2 separate regions of the Mus musculus genome follow, and region 2 is linked to region 1. Evidence: chromatin loops called from intact Hi-C (ENCODE). Cell type or tissue: gastrocnemius. All regions are shown on one strand. Each heading gives the region's core, and the rest is flanking DNA. Links, peaks and the distances in the headings are about the cores only.

Evidence for each region. A loop is a pair of places that touch in the nucleus more often than their neighbours do. Peaks named below come from ENCODE experiments on the same cell type or tissue, not always from the same donor. Only the 100,000 strongest peaks of a DNase experiment are listed, where the experiment ranks them.
Region 2: a loop joins it to region 1, with 1.8 times the contacts of the local background. A loop is called at or near these places in 4 of 42 quality-filtered maps.

Annotation. Positions count from the first base shown.
Region 1 is chr10:128,280,851-128,289,177 of GRCm38, reverse strand. It overlaps Stat2 (signal transducer and activator of transcription 2), which reads right to left. Exons shown (of 24, transcript NM_019963.2): 9 at 7,938-8,096; 10 at 7,736-7,828; 11 at 7,470-7,529; 12 at 7,059-7,076; 13 at 6,373-6,466; 14 at 6,021-6,065; 15 at 5,862-5,945; 16 at 5,596-5,694; 17 at 5,359-5,494; 18 at 5,199-5,251; 19 at 4,986-5,080; 20 at 4,095-4,231; 21 at 3,724-3,906; 22 at 3,460-3,517. Among named protein-coding and RNA genes, the nearest start is that of Il23a, 13 kb to the left of the region's middle. In gastrocnemius, for the core only: a CTCF peak has its summit at 4,921 (motif pointing right); DNase peaks (open chromatin) are centred at 4,091, 5,043, 5,408, 5,888 and 1 more place.
Region 2 is chr10:128,128,486-128,136,812 of GRCm38, reverse strand. It overlaps Baz2a (bromodomain adjacent to zinc finger domain, 2A), which reads right to left. Exons shown (of 30, transcript NM_054078.2): 30 at 7,510-8,327. Rbms2 (RNA binding motif, single stranded interacting protein 2) reads left to right here. Exons shown (of 13, transcript NM_019711.2): 10 at 1,706-1,816; 11 at 2,605-2,685; 12 at 3,088-3,172; 13 at 3,446-7,343. The coding sequence ends at 3,168. Among named protein-coding and RNA genes, the nearest start is that of Gm51821, 7.1 kb to the right of the region's middle. In gastrocnemius, for the core only: no CTCF peak of the experiment used is centred there; a DNase peak (open chromatin) is centred at 4,790.

The DNA.
Region 1 (8,327 bases), core at 103-8,102:
TACACACCACACACACACACACACACACACACACACACACGCACGCACGCACGCACGCGCGCACACACACACACACACACACACACACACACACGCACGCACACATACACACACAGAGTACAGTTTCCTCAATATACTGGAAATCCATCTGCAGAAGAATTAAACTAGATATGTATAATCTGCCACATATAAAAATCATGAAGCCAGAAAAATGGCTCATGAGGTAAAGGCAGCTACTACTAAACCCAACAATTCAAGTCCAATCCCAAGACCCACACCATAGAAAGTAGGAACCAACTCTTGCCAATTGTTCACTGACCTTTATACATGGGTTGTGGTACGCATACACATGTGTACACATACATACACACGTACAGAAATAAACAGGACTTAAAAATCAACACAGGGGGCTAGAGAGAAGGCTCGGGTATTGAGAGTGCACACTGAGTGGCATAACGTACGTAACATAAGTGCAGAGGACTCATGTTCAGTTCCCAGCACCCCTGTAAGGAGATTCACAACTGCCTGTAAGTCCAGCTCCAGGACCCCGGTCCTCTCAGAGCAGAGGACTCTGGTCCCATGGGTGCCTACCCGCCTATGTACATACCCCCCCACACACACACTGGTCCCACAGGTGCCTACACTCCTATGTACACCCCCCCACACACATATACATAATTAAAAAATACCTCTCACGCAGGGCATGGTGTCACACACACTTTTAATCTCAGCACCCGGGAGACAGAGGCAGGGAGACCTCTGTGGGTTAGAGACCAGCCTGGTCTACAGATCAAGTTCCAAGGCAGCCAGGGCTACATAGAGAAACCCTGTCTCTGCCTTGAAGAAAAAAACCAAAGAAACAAACAAAAACTCTTAAAGAAAAAAAGAAAACCTACCCAAAAGAGATCAAAGACCTAAACATAAAACTTGAAATTAGCCAGGCAGTGGTGGCACAGGCAGGCAGATTTCTGAGTTCGAGGCCAGCCTGGTCTACAGAGTGAGTTCCAGGACAGCCAGGGATACACAGAGAAACCCTGTCTCAGAAAAAAACCAACAAAACAAAACAAAACAACCTTGAAATTATAAAATTCTAAAAGAGGGCTGGAGAGATGGCTCAGCCATTAAGAGGACTGTCTGCTCTTCCAGAGATCCTGAGTTCAATTCCCAGCAACCACATGGTGGCTCACAACCATCTATAATGGGATCTGATGCCCTCTTCTGGTGTGTCTGAAGAGAGCAACTCTGTATTCATAAAAATAAAACAAATAAATCTTTTAAAAAAAGATATCTACCAGCCAGGTGTGGTGGCGTAGGCCTTTAATCCCAGCACTTGGGAGGCAGAGGCAGGCGGATTTCTGAGTTTGAGGCCAGCCTGGTCTACAATGTGAGTTCCAGGACAGCCAGGGCTACACAGAGAAACCCTGTCTAGGGAAAAAAAAGACAACTTAAAAAATAAAATTCTAAAAGAATGTCTAGGGGAAAAAAAAAGACAACTTAAAAAATAAAATTCTAAAAGAAAACCTTGCAGAGAATTCTGCTCTTGCAGAGGTCCTAAGTTCAATTTCCAGCACCGACATGGGACAGCTCACAACTGCCTATAACTGCAGACCCTGGAGATGGGAAGTCCTCTTCTACATACCACACACAGACACATATGTATTATTACAATAAAATAAATCTCAAAGGGAAAACCTTGCAACTGTGCTATAGACAATAACTTAGCCCTGAAAGCATACAAAATAAAAGCAGAAACCAGATCAACTGCAATTAAGTCAAACTAAGAAAGTTCACAGCAAAAGCAACAATCACCTGAGTTAACAGGCAACTTGCATGTGGGAAGTAACACTTCTAAACTATTCACTCAACCAAGACTTAATATCCAGGAGCTATAAGGAACTAGAAAACCCTCAACAGTAAAAAGGGAAATAAGTGGCTGGAGAAATGGCTCAGTGGTCAAGAGCACTGGCTGCTTTTGCAGAGGACTGGGGTTTGGTTCCCAGAACCTGCATGGAGGCTCACATCTTCTGTAACTCCAGTTCCAGGGGATCTGGTGACCACTACTTCTGGCCCCTGAGGGCACTCAAGGCATGTGGTGCACAGGCACGGAAGCCAAAGCCCTCCCACATATCGGTAAAAGTGAATATATCTTCAAAAAGCAAATAATCTTATTTACAAATGGCTCAAAGAGCTACTGTTTTTCTTTGAGACAGGGTCTCATTAATGTAACCCAGCCTGGTCTCAAATGCTCAATCCTCCTGCCTCATTTTCTCGTGTGCTGGATTACAGGCCCATGTTGCCACCCCTGGCTTGGGTTGAAGACCTGCACAGACATTCCTCAAAAGGAGGATACACACATGGCAAATGGTATGAAAAACAGGCGTTTAACTTATTATCGGGAAAATGCAAACCCACAGTGGGGTACTGTGTCACCGTTAGAATAGCTAATTAAATGAATCCCAATCCCAGGCGGAGCAAGCTTACTCCTATAACAATTCTAGCACTCAGAAGGCCAGGGCAGGAAGCCTGTCACATATTCAAGGCTAGTGAGGGATAGCTACATAATGAACTCCAGACAAGCCTGGGCTTCTTCCGAGTGTGATCCTATTTCAGAAAACAAACAAATGAAGGACAGAAAAAAAGAAATGGGGGTGTAAGCCCAGCACTTGGGGAGGCTGAGGAAGACCAGCCTCAGCGACATGAGACTTTGCATCAAACAAAGGAGTAAGCAACAAAGGTGGGTCAGCGGTTAAGAGCAGTACTGATGCTCTTTCAAGGTCCCAGGTTTGAATCCCAGCACCCACATGGCAGCCCCCAGACTTCTGTAATCCCAGGACCAGGGATTCTGACACCTTCTTCTGTCCTCCACTGCCACCAGACACAAAAGTGGTACACGTACATACATGCAGGCAAAACGTGCACACACGTAAATTGAAAAATAAGCCGGGCACTGGTGGCAAGTGCCTTACCTCTAGCACCTGAGAGGCAGAGGCAGGGAGACTAGGTGAGTTCAAGGCCAGCCTGATCTACATATCCTGTTCCAGGCCAATAGCTCTGTCTCAAACAGAACAACCACAAGAAAAGAAGTCGACCAACTGATTGACTGGTTGACTGATCTGACCAAGCCGTGTAACTTAAAAGACACTCACATGACCACCATTGCTGTTACCTACCCCAGTGGGTCCTCTAAAGGACCGAACAAAAAAAATTTTTTTTTTTTCAGAAAATCTATTACTGTCATCAGGAAAGGTCCCGTTAACAGGAACGGTTGTGATCATTACTATAAGGGAGACAGTGGAAAGACAGATGGCAGCAGGAAGCCATGAGAGAGGAGCAGCTCAAAGGGGGAAACACCAGAGGTTGGTGAGTTAGGGAGGGGGGAGAGGAGTGGGGAGCAACTGGAATTAGGCAGCTGGAAGCACTGTCAGCCAGAGAACTCCCAGTGAAGGGTTTGTGTCTCACCTGTTAGAGATCACAATGAGTTTATGTTTCAAATATTTCCTCTGTTCTTCAAAATTAACTGTGGGGAGACAGACAGGAGATGGGAGAGATCAATTTGCTGGTCACACAGGTCAGCGCTCCCCTATTGCAAGACGGTCCTGACAAGGTTACCTCCTTACTGCACACTCTGTATAGCCCTGTCCTGCGTGTGAAGGGAGGGAGCCGAATCTATCAATATCTGACAACACTTTCATTCTAGGAAGGATGTATGTTAAAGACCCCAACCTTTTTCCTGGTAGTAACACCCAAAAGCTTCGTCCCGAGGGATTCGGGGATAGAGGAAGCGGAGTGGGTTCTCGGGGATGTTCTCTTCGGCAAGAACCTGGTAGTGGCGGATGATCTCTGTCAGTGGGAGTGACTGTAACACTTCCTTGGTGTAGGGCTGCACTGAGTAGATTTCGACTTTATCTGAAGGACATAGTGTGGTAACATGAAGTGAGTGAGACTAGGCCCGGGGTTCCCAGACCAAACAGACACCGACCCCAAACAGACACCACCCCCACTCCAAGAGCGGACCTAGGGTCAGGGTGGGAGGGTCCGTATGGGGTGCCTGGCAGAAAGCAGACTGCAGGAATGGTACGGGGGAGGGTGCTGACCGTCATCCTGGTGCTCCACCCAAGAACAAGTAATGCCCCCTTCAGAAGTTTCACTGAAGCGCAGTAGGAAGGTGCCAGACAACATCTTCTTCAGCAGTCTGCGTTCCTGGTTGCGGCTCACAAAGCCCATGATGCGCCTGGAGCAGAGTAGACAGACTGAGGAGAGCACCCAGGTGAGGGGTGAGGAGATGGCTCTGCAGCGAAAGGTACCTCACGCCAGCCTGGTTGCCTGAGTTCAATCTCTAGGACCCACATGGTGGAAGGAGAGAACCGACCCCTGTAAGCTATACTCTGACCTCCACATGCACTCGGGTGTGCGCAGGCAGGCGCTCCCACGTGCACACACAGACAGACAGACAGACAGACACACAAAATAAATACATAAAAATATAATAGGGTTGGGCATAGGAGTGAATGCCTTTAATCCCAGCGCTTGGGAGGCAGAGGAAAGCGTAGACAGACAAATGTGGTCTACACAGCAAGATCCAGGACTGTCAGCCAGAGCCACATAATAGAGACATACTGACACACCTCCGCGCCTCCACTCGTGCCCCCCACCCCGCCCCCACAACTCTGTCCATTGATCGAGGAGTTCCCAATTTCTCTAAGCGTGTTTCCTCATGGAACTGAAGGTGGAAGTACTCCGCCACTCAGTGTGGTCAGAGGGGTTGCGCGAACAGAAGCACCCTGCAGGCTCCAGGCTCTGCAACACAGTGGATGCTTGACAAATTCAGACCACAACTGCTATTACTAATGGGGACTTGCACCGTATTGGGTTGGGTTTTTGTTTTTGTTTTTTTGTTGTTGGTTTTTTTTCTTTCCCTTGTGCCACCAGGGGGCGCCCAAAGTGCAGTCCTGAGCTCAGTTAAGGAAATCGACGCCAGGCCTTACCCATCCTTCCAGAGATCCTTCAGGTGGTCGTGCACCAGCTCCAGAATTTTGTCCAGCCAGGTCCAGAAAGGGATCTTACCAGGGGGGCTCTCTCGCTGAAGGAGGAACAGAGAGGCAGGAAGGGATGTGGAGCTGCCCGTGGTGGGGGGAAGGGAAGAGGTGTGCCCAGTGTTTGGACCGGGGACTAGCGGGACACAGGCTGCAGGGTGTTACCTTGCAAAAGTCTACCCAGGACAACAGCGCATCCTCCATCTTGCAGCTCTTTCCTGTGGATCAGAGTCACAGACGGATGACTGAAGGAGGCCAAGGCCAGGCAGAGGACTCTGGTAGGGGCAAGCCAAGGCTAGGGAATGACCAAAAAGAAAAACCGTACCAAACAGCTTGGTTCTCAGCATGCCCAGCTGCTCAGAATCGAGGCCTCGGCCAACGTAAGAGGAGAACTGCCAGCTGAGCACAGGTCCCAGCAAACTCCAGGGGGCTTTCGGAGCTTGGCAGAAGAACTGCTGGTTCTGCAGGGTTCAGGTGAGCCGGCTCAGAAGCAGCCCTTCCTGCGACCTCTGCCCCTCACCCGCTCGCCGCCTCCGCTGCTGCCGCCTCCTCCTCCTCCTACCTTGGGATTTGGGCTGAGCATGTTGAACCAGAGAATGGAGGCCCAGGCAATGGAGAGTTGGTTCATGTTAGAAATAATCACAACAGGGAGAGTGTCCGTCTGGGAGGAAGACCGGAGTTATGGTGGAGAACGGGATGTTTATAACTGCAGGCATCTGCGTCCGTGCGTGGGCAAGGACACCCACTCCAGGACGCTTCTGTTGGTGCCCTCCTTGACCCTTCCTCTAAATCTGCTGCCTCTCTCGCTCCCCGCTTCCCGTCACTCACCTGCAGCTTCATCTTCAGACCCTGGTACACGTACTCAACCACGAAGCTGATGACATGTAACTCCTCTGTCACTGCCAGCGGCCCCTGAGGGGTCACAGTGATCAGAGCCTGTTGAGTCCCTGGCCTCAGCTCACCGCTCCAGTGACCCGCCAGCCTTACCTTGTTGCCCTTTCCTGCACCCACAGCGCGTTGCTCCACCAGAGTCTGCGAATTCAGGAAACACAACGTCAGGGAAGGGACCCAGAGGCCAAGGCCTGGAAATGCCCCAGCTCCTGCTCCTCCGGATTAGACTCCAATTTTTTTTTAGTTTGTTTGTTTTTGTTTTGTTTTAGTTTTGGTTTTGGTTTTTCGAGACAGGGTTTCTCTGTGTAGCCCTGGCTGTCCTGGAAATCACTCTGTAGACCGGGCTGGCCTCAAACTCAGAAATCCGCCTGCCTCTGCCTCCCAAGTGCTGGGATTAAAGGCGTGCGCCACCACGCCCGGCTTAGACTCCAATTCTTACCCTTCTTACCAAGAAGCCGAAGTCCCAAATTAAGCCCTGTCTCTGGCCCTCCTCCGGGGTCAAGGTTTTTTGGTTTGAGGTCAGAATGTTGAACTTCCGGAAGCTGTTCCAGGGAGAAAATATGTGGAGACAAAGAGCAGTGTTAGTGTCTTCGTTTCTCTCTCTTTCTTTCCTTATTTCTTTGTGTAGCCCAGGCTGGCCTTGTATTTCCCTACATTTCTCTTGCCCCTTTGCTCTGAAGTACTGAAAGTTCTGGTGTGTTCCACCATGGCTTGCTCAGAGTTAGTTTTTAAAAACAGCAGGAAAGGGATAGTGGGTTGACTCAGCAAGTAAATGGGCTTGCGGACAAGTTTGAAGACATGAGTTCGATTCCCAGAACTCCATGGTGGAAGGAGAGAGCATGCCTACTAGTTGTCCTCTGGTTTACACATACTTTCATATTTTTCTCTCTTGATTATGTATGTGTGTGTGTGTATATACATACACACACACACATACGCACTCTTTTTCTAAGCAAACTGTAAAAAAAAATTAAAATAAATACAACTTAGCAGTAAACCAAAATTCCACTTCACTTCAGACTTCCCCCTCTCCTTTTGTCCATGTGCCCCCCCCAAGTCCCCTTCCTCCCTTGAACCCCCACGTGTGTTTGTGCAGGTCATAAACACATGTACATGTCCTTATCAGGCACTTACCCTGGTAAGTCTGAATTCCTGAAAAGAAAGAGAAAAAAAAAGTCACTGGGAGGTAAAAGTAGTCGGGAATTTGGTCTTGGTAGTCAGAGAGACCTAGGCTCACACTGCCTTTTGAGCTCACAGCGACATGGCATGGCCTGGCGCAAGCAAAAGACACGGAATCTCTGAGTTGTGTCTGTGTTTGTCCAATGTACTGGCCACACCTGGCTGGTGGCGCTGCAGGACAATGAAACTAGCCTGGGACACGGCACCTGGGACACGGCACTTGGGACGTGGCACGGGCTCAGGGTGCGGGACGTGGGACGGATGGACAGAAGGCAGCCTGGGGATCCTGCCGTGAAGTGGGTACCTGTGCCTCCAGCCTGTGCCTGTTGGCTGTTTTATTCACATCCTTCAGCTGCCTCAGCTCACCTGTCGACAGAGACTTCTGCTTTGAGTGATTCGCTGCCTTCCTGGAGTCTCACCAGAAGTCTGGGGGTGGGGGGGAGGAACGACGACAGATGATTGGATACAGAGGTCAATCTCAAATTTCGATACAGCCAGAGAGGTGTAGAAAAAAAGGGGGGGTTGGGAGGAGAAGGTGAACTGGAGGGGGGTAAAGTAAGTCTTCACGAGGGACAGGATCTGCACGCTCAGAAGAGCGGAGGGGAAACGAGGTAGGAGCTGGCATACACAACCTTGTTCGGACGGTGAACTTGTTCCCAGTCTTCAGGATGAGGGGTCGGTGGAGAGTCTGGGGCATGCAGGGCTGGGTTTCTACTACAAAGGACCTAAGGAAAGAGGTATGGAGAGAAGGTAACAGCTGCATCTGTAACAACCATCTCCTCGTGTTTCTTCCTTGTTTCTCCTCCACAGAGGCCACCCAGGGCCACTACAGACCTTTGGAGCAGACGCTGAAGTAACTCCATGACTTGGGCATTCTGCAGGTCCACCCCTTGGCCAAACATGTCACCCTTATACCGAAGCATGTGACTCATCTCCTTCAGCTGCTTCAGTAGCTGCCGAAGGTGGAACAAGAACTTTGCTCCAGCCGTCAACCTGGGTAACAGAGTCCAGGGAGAGAGAATGTGTAAGTTTTCTGGGGCCCCACTGAGGCTCTTGAGTGTCCTCTCTTTAATAGTGTAGAGAGTTGGAAACTGACTTGAGCTAAAAAGAGCTCGGAGCCAGGTGTGTGATTTCATCCTTGTGATCCCCAGACTCTCAAGGTTGAAGTAGGAGTGTTGTGAGTTCAAGGCTAGCCTGGGTTATTTACTGTGATCCAGTCTTAAA
Region 2 (8,327 bases), core at 112-8,111, 150 kb after region 1:
ATAAATAAATAAATCTTTAAAAACAAAAAAACAAAAAACCCCACATCATCCTGCTTCTCTTTTTACCCTCATTGTAGATCACTTTCATGTGAGTAGATACTCAAATATTGGGGCCTTGGGAATCGTTTTGATAAAAATGTTTTTTGGTTTTGTTTTTGTTTTTGTTTTTTGAGACAGGGTTTCTCTGTATATCCCTGGCTGTCCTGGAACTCACTTTGTAGACCAGGCTGGCCTCGAACTCAGAAATCTGCCTGCCTCTGCCTTTGGAGTGCTGGGATTAAAGGTGTTTGATAAAAATGTAACTTTATAGCCGGGCATGGTGGCACACACCTTTAATCCCAGCACTTGGGAGACAGAGGCAGGTAGATTTCTGAGTTCAAGGCCAGCCTGGTCTACAAAGTGAGTTCCAGGACAGCCAGGGCTATACAGAGAAACCCTGTTTCGAAAAACAAAAACAAAACAAAACAAACAAACAAAAAAGTAATCTCATTTAATATATTTTGTTATTCTCACAACATCTTTTAAGCAGTCCTTTTACTTTATCTGTATGAGTGTTTCTTCTGGGAGAGCAGAACATGGTCTTAGCTGCTGTGTGTGTGTGTGTGTGCTCGCGCGTGCATATGTGTGTATGTGTGTAAAGGTCAGAAGGCAATTTATGGAAGGTTCTCTCCATTTACCTCGTGGGTTTTGGGGATCTAATTCAGGTCTTTAGATTTGGTAGCAAGTGCCTCTACCTGCTGAGATATTTCATCTACCCCTTTGCCTGTTTTTAACTGCGTTATCTGAGTTATAAGCTGCTAGTATTTGTTAACAGTGTGCTCTTTTAAAGTTTTTGAGACAGGGTCTCACTATGTAGCCCTGGCAAATCTGGAACTCTCTTTGTAGACCAGGCTAGCTTCAGATTGACAGATCTGCCTGCCTCTTGCCTTCTGAGTGCTGGGATTAAAGATGTGTGCCACCACAGTCTGGCTAAGCGGTTTGTGCTCTGAAGGGACATGTCAGTTTGCGGGGGGCTTTGCTGAACAGTCTCATTCCTTGAGCCTAGGCAGTTAACATTTTTATTTGTCTTTGCTTATGTTAGAGAGTGACTCAGACATCTCCTCTACAAGTACCTAACCCATCTTGGATGCAATACCAGTTGTACTTCACGCAGCCTTCAGTGAGTGTTCAGAAGGGAAAGAGACAATCTGATGTAAAGCAAAGCAAAGGGTTTTGATGGCAGGATGTGTGGGTGTGAGCTCTGGCTCAGGCAGTAGGCGCACCAACAGTAACCTTAATTCTGTGGGTTTGTTAGTCTTAGACGTAGGTCCCTGCAGACTAAAGGTGAGGATGCTGTTGTTCCTGTTGTAGAACTCGGGTTAATTCTCAGGACTTGGAAATGTCAGCAGACGGTACTCTAGTTCCCGAATAGTTTGCTTCCTGATTCTAGTGCACTTAAACTGTTCTTAAAAAGCAAATCAAAGTCTGGGTGTAGAGACACAGGCCTTTAATCCCAGCACTTGGAAGGCAGCAGCAGGTGGATCTGCGAGTTCAAGGCCAGAGTGGTCTACAGAGTGAGTTCTGGGACAGCCAGGGTTAAACCTGTCAAGAGACACAAACAAGCAAAACAAAAACAAAACACTGGTGGCCCTGCTTGGCATCCTTGCCACTCAGGTGTCTTTACAGGAGGGTGCTGCTTAACCCTTCCCTTCATTGCCTTCTCTAGGGCTCAGTTCTGACACCAGGGATGGACCACCCCCTCTCTCTCCAGCCTGCCTCCATGATGGGACCTCTTACCCAGCAACTGGGTCACCTGTCACTCAACAGTCTGGGCACGGTAAAGGATTGTCTGTGGTTATTAACCCTGCAGAATAAGAAGTGCCTAGGAAATGCTCCTTGGTACCTGTGGTTACGCAGGACGCAAGTGTGTCAGGGTCAGCAAAGGCAGGCTCAGAACTGCAGTAAATGCTTCTAATCCTTATACTCAGGAGGCTGAGTCAGGAAGACTTAAAAGTTCCAGGCCAGGCTGGAGAGATGGCTCCGTGGTTAAGAGCACTGACAACTCTTCCAGAGGTTTGGAGTTCAATTCCCAGCAACCACATGGTTGCTCACAACCTATCTGTAATGGGGATCAGATGCCTTCTTCTGGTGTATCTGAAGACAGCTACAATGTACTCATATAAATAAAATAAAATAATAAATCTTAAAAAAAAGTTCAAGGCCATTGATAAACAGAAAAGAATCAGTAAGCTGGGGATATACCTTCCTGCCTACCTCTTACCTGCTTCCCAGTCACGGAACTAAATGTGGTTTAAACATTTGTGAATTTGCTTAGGCGCCAGTGCATATCTCCTAGAAGAGCTCATCAGAACACTGAAAGGGAAGGGATGAAGCTCAAGGCTCTTTTAGGTCTGACTGGTGCAGGAGAGCTGGTGGCAGTGAGTTGAGGGTGTGGAGGAAGAGAGGGAACGCAGTGAGGGAGGGACATCAACGTGTCTCTAGCTGGCATCCTCGGGCACTCCAGGGACATTTTAAAGAAGCACCCACAACAATAAAGGTCTCTGTGTTTTCTGAAGCTCCTGAGGGCTTTAAACTAGCTGAGAACCATTGTTTTTGTTTTTGTAGTTCATGCCGGCAGCTGCTGCTATGCATGGGGCTTACATCTCCCAGTACCCAGCTGTGCCTTCTTCCAGTGTTTCTGCTGAGGTAGGAGCTTTTTCGGTTCGTTTTGTTTTGTTTTGCAGTGAGGCCAGGACACATCAAGGGCAGATCTCTGAACTGTGTACTCCTCTCTCGGTACTGCCTACCGCCGGCATCCTCACTGGTGGTTGTGAGGAGAGCAGGAGGCGGCTTCATTGGTGTTTAGCCAGCCTGCTCTGTTCAATTTAGACAGGGATGCTGACTTCAGCTGCCTCAATACTCTGAAAATGAGCAAATGCTGAAGTATTTTCCAAGGTAGCTGGACCACTTTGCCCGCTTTCTGGCAGTCTGGATGTTGGATGCACACATGCGTTGGGGGCGGTGTGTGTGTGTGTGGCTGAATTGGGGAGGCTTTAGTGGGAGGTGCGTGTAGGAATGCTTCAGTAACTTTCCTTGGCTGTGATACAGGAGAGCAATGGCCAGCAGAATCAACTGGCAGTGGAGCCCCCCTCAGACCACGGGGTCTATCCTTTCCAGTTCAGCAAATAATGAGGTAAGAACTTTATGGTGGGGAATGCTGCTATGCTATGCTGAACTGGAAGATGGTGCTTGCAGCTTTGTTCTGCCAATAGCCAGACAGGTTAATTAATAGTCGTGTCCTCTTCGTATCGTCTCCAGCTAATGCCTCCTTTAGGATTCTTTCCCCCCATCTTTGTTAAACAGAAAGGAACTCTTGGAGATGCTCACAGACTCCAGAAGGTTTAGCAAGTTACAAGCCTAGCTGTAGCCTGCTGAGCACTAACACCTGGCTGTCATTCCCTCACAGGTCCAGACCTGGGGAGAGAAGCCTATGCAGTCCTCCTTGGGCTCCTTCCTGTGGCTGATGGAACCTGAGGAATCACGTTGGTTTTTTTTTTTGAATGTGCTACATTCAAGATCAAAAAGACTTTTTTTTCTTTTGCAAAAGAAGTTTCTTGCTTTGTATTTAATTGCAGCGAACCTTTCTCCTACCCCAAAGACACCAGTTGAGGTGCTTCTCATCTTCGAGAGGTTTGGGTATGTTGGGCTTTTAAAATGGTTTAAGAACAATCGCAGTGCTGTGAAGTCAGTGAAGGGGCGCTGCTTGCCAGGTTCAGTTAGGGACTATTTTCAATGTGTGTTTTAGATATGCAGGCTTAAAACTTTTGTTTTGCAAAGCTCTCAACACACACTTTGCACACACCCACCCACCTCCCTCCCACGCACTGTTTAAGGCAGGGTCTCACAGTGCAGTCCTGGCTGGCTGACAATGTAGACCAGGCTGGCTTTGAACTCAGCGATCCTTCCCACTCTGTCTGAGTGCACCGCCATGCCTAGCTAGTTGTTTTTTTTTTTTTGGTTTTTTTTTTTTCAAGACAGGGTTTCTCTGTGTAGCCCTGGCTGTCCTGGCGCTCACTTTGTAGACCAAGCTAGCCTCGAACTTAGAAATCCACCTGCCTCTGCCTCCCAAGTGCTGGGATTAAAGGCGTGCGCCACCACCGCCCGGCTAGTTGTTTTTTAAAACTTCTCCACAATGGTCTTTTTTTCTTTTCCATTTAGCTTAGCCTGCCTACTTTGCCTTTTTACAATTTTTAATTTTATGAATTTGATTTAAATTTCATGTGGAATTGGGGGAAGGGAGAGCAACGCACAGGTAGAGAAGTGTGGCAGTAGAGGTTGCTTTCCCTCTGCCCTCCTGGCCTAGGAGGGGTTAGACTTTGACTTCAGGAAGCAGACATGTGACAACCATGCAGCCTTTGGAAACCACCTTCAACCAACTCTGGTGGCAAGTGCCACTGAGAAGTGGCATCCAGCTTCAGCATCCTGGATACCTGCTCTGCCTCCTGGAGGGTCTTGGGTCTTCATCCTGCCCCAGGTCTCACAGCCCCTGCCCCTGCTGAGCAAGTTCTGCCTTCCACTTTACCAGGAGGTTGTTTTGTCCCCGAGAGGCTGCTGTCTTGTCCATCATCATCCTTGATTACCAAGCCTGGGGAGTATCATGTGTGCTGGTCCTGAACACCTGACAGAACCTGGCCCCACTCCTCCACCCCTTATTCCCTGGCAGTTATTTGGTGTAGACTAAACCCCAGTCCAGCCTTGGACATGGAGCCTGTTAGTTCATGTACTTGGCCAGCAGTGACATCTGTGACTTTGCCTCCTGGAGGATCTTTTCTGCCTGGGTTCTCACAGCCTCTCATCCCAGCTGCACATGGCTGTACTCAAGTGGTACTTGGCTGAATCACTTAATTCAGCAGGAGCCATCTTATTTAGCAGGGCTCACCCTTGGTTGTATGTACATGCCAAGTGCACACAGTTTGAAGGGATGAAAGCAAGAACTGTTGTGTATACTGTGCATGCTTGAGAATGGACTGAGCTTTCTCTATGCAGCATACCCAGCCCAGCCCTGGTGTTTGGACCCCTTCCCCAGGGAACCAGACCACCAGAAATAATTTTCCTTCTTGTGGAAGGACGACGGGGTGCTAGGATAGAAAAAGGCAAGACTCACAGCTCCCTGGCCACTCAAAGGTCAGGAGGGACTTGTAAACATGCCTGCCGTTAACTATTCCCTTCTGCAAGACTTTCAGCACAAAATGTGACTTGTTACATCACATCCCTTCACGTCATAAGTACACCTCCAGTAGACAAAGCAATGGAGATGGGGAAGTGTGTCCAGAGGTCAGTGTGAAAGAGGAAGGGCAGGGCATGGTGATGGTGAGAAACTGGCTCAGCAGCTGTGCACACTACAGAATTGGGAATCCTGGCCTGACTGTGCTGCTGTGCGTTCTAGACTGAGGAAGGGGCTGAGGACAATGGACAGCATAAAGTACAAAATGACCAGTTTTCTCATTGGTGCTTCCAACATCAGGAAGGTCATACCCAGTTATCGACCTCTAGCCCTCTAGCACTCAGTGACAGACTCAGAGCTCTGTCCTGTGGAAACCCTGCTGACAGTCTTGCTGCCACTGCTGCTCCTTCACTGCCTATTAAAAATTGTTCCTTTTTCTGTAGTTCTAAAGCAATTTGAATAACTGACAGTTTTAAAATTTGAAATTACCTTTTTAGGTTTTTCTTTTGAGTATACTGGTTAGGGTTCTAGTGTTTCTGGTTGAACAGGTGTGAGCATGGGAAATGAGGGCAACCTGTAATTTTGTTTTTATAGTGGTTAATGGCACTCACTGTGTAATTTCTGCTTAGTGATTTCCATCCACTCTTTTCCTCATTAGCTCATTACTCAGAAAGGTAGCGACTGAAGACAGGAAGTAGTATGCAAGCCATGAGGGATGAGTTGTAAGCCTCCTCTCCATCATCCTGCCCAAGGCTCCTAACAGTCTCCTGAGTCCTGTTTGCATGGAGGCCAGATAGATGGCTCTGCACTCTATATCTCACCTGTACTCATTTTAGTACATTGTGGTTTTGCTTCCAATCAATCAGAGTGGACTAGAGCTCACACCTGACCTCGTGTGACTCTTCACTAGGCTCCAGGCCTATCCCATCTCATTGGGTCAGACTGTAGATGGACTGGACTTTTGGAGACAGGTCCTGCTATTACTTAGGAATATGTGGGAACAATGATAGGGACCAAGCTTGTGAAGCAAAACGGCTTTGGAAAGGGCAAGTGCTCAATAATAAAAAATGGGGTGGAAGTGAAGCGTTATTTGCTGAGGGTTTCGGAAGGACTAGTTTGTTTTTGTCCCTGGCCCTTCCGGTCAAGTGGGCACCTCCCATTTTGTCGCCAAGAGCAATACAGTTGAGTAGGTGGTAGACCCAAACTCACCCAGCCATTTCTAGACCTGAATTCAGAGGATAAGGTGAGTCTAGAGGTATATACAACCAATGCTTGTTAGACCAATTCTTACCAATTCGGAGCAAGCCGGTGGCTCTACTTCTGGGTAACCTGCCTCTTAAAAGTGCCTTTGATCCCAGTAGTAGATTCAGGGTCTACAGGAGCCTTCCCTCAGCAGCTAAAACCAATTTGTCTCCTCTACTCTTTGCTGCACCTCCCGGAGGTGGTCTCCATGTGGCAGTGATGCCCTCATCACCCTTGTGACCACCGCTCTGAATGTTCAAAATAAGCATTTCCTGTCCAAGCAAATCCCTAAACTCCCTCGTCCTCATTACTCAACTACCTCAGTCTGACAACTCAAGGCACACAAGCACCTACTTGCCTCCCACCATCCTTTACTGCCCTTGTCTTTGTGGGGTTGGAACAAATGCAAACTCCTCAGTTCCACAACCCAAAACTGCTCTTTCTGGATCGTCTTCTCCAGTGACGTTGGCTCCCTACAAGAGCGAACTCTCCATATGGGTCAGTCCCTGTAGGACAAGCCAGGGACTATGCTGTGCAGTCAAATGCCAGGTTTGGAGCATAGCTTAAGACCGCAGAGAGTAAGGACTTGAGTGGTGGTGGTGTGCAGTTTGAGAGAGCTGGAATGGACGTCTCTGCTCCTGCCCTCTGGGCGGGTCGGGTGATGACTTCTAGATGCACTCCTTACCCTGGAGGGAAGTTAATTTATACTTAAGATGCATTTTGTACATTTCCCCTTTACCCAGAAACCTGTAGTTTCATACTCCCATGTCTATGCCAACACTACCTATCGCTCACTCTCCGTGGCTGACTTCTGGTTCCATTTCCTTCCTGTGACTTGGAAGAGCTTTACTTTTGCTCACGTGAACCTTTCTTTTTTAAATAAAACACAAAAGCCTCCTGTCTAGTGTCATCCATGGTGTAGGGAGGGTGCTGGTGCCTTGTCTATTCCTGTCCCACCCCCACAGCGGACACAGAGCACTAACCCAGAGCACAGGTCAACCCATCACACTCATTCTCTAAGGTACAGTGACCTATGCTTCAGGAGAGAAACATGCAATCTTGAGTCTTTTATCAAATGTGGTTTTTATTCAATGACAAGCACTTTTCTACAGCCGCACCTGTGGAACATCACATGGCAAAAACAAGGTATTTTTTTTTCTCTAGACTTTTTTTCCTTTTTTTAAACCTTATTAAAAATGAGATTGGTCCTAAAAATATAGAAAGAAATAAATTTAAATTCACAAAAAACTGTACATTATCAAAAAGTCACTAAGACACCACATTTGGTTATATAAAAAGTCCCTTTTGCTGTAAAAGGAACGTGGAAACTTGTTGGTGTTGATGGTTTCTTGCTGTCACCAGGAAGGGGACACAAAGGGCAGGGAAGGGCTGTCTTTATTTTTAACCTGCTTTCCCTACCAAATACTCTTTGTCAACAAGAGAAAAATCCACCTAGCTTGAGGGGCAGTGAGGATGAGGAAAGAAAAGTGAGAAATGGCCCCTTTGATCACATCCTGCCCACAATCCCTTCAGTCCCCATTTCTACAATCAAGTCTGGGACCTCCTCCTTCTGAGTGCCTGGTCCCGAGGGCAGAGGTGGGGCTGGGAGAGGAGCACAGAGCAGAGCAGAGGCTCCACTCTCCCTCCTCCCGCACCTCCAGTAGCGAATGACTCCAGTACACTTTATGCCAGGGGAAACAGTTCCAAACATCTGACTAACACAAAGTTTGTTACAGCGCAGTTATTTAGATAAAATATAAATATTTATGCATAATATAAAGTCAATTCAAATATTCTTCAATCCACCTCTTATTTAAAAGAAAAAAAATTCTCAAATAAAATTAAGTTTTGAGGTTCATCGACAGAAAAGGCGACTTTAGAA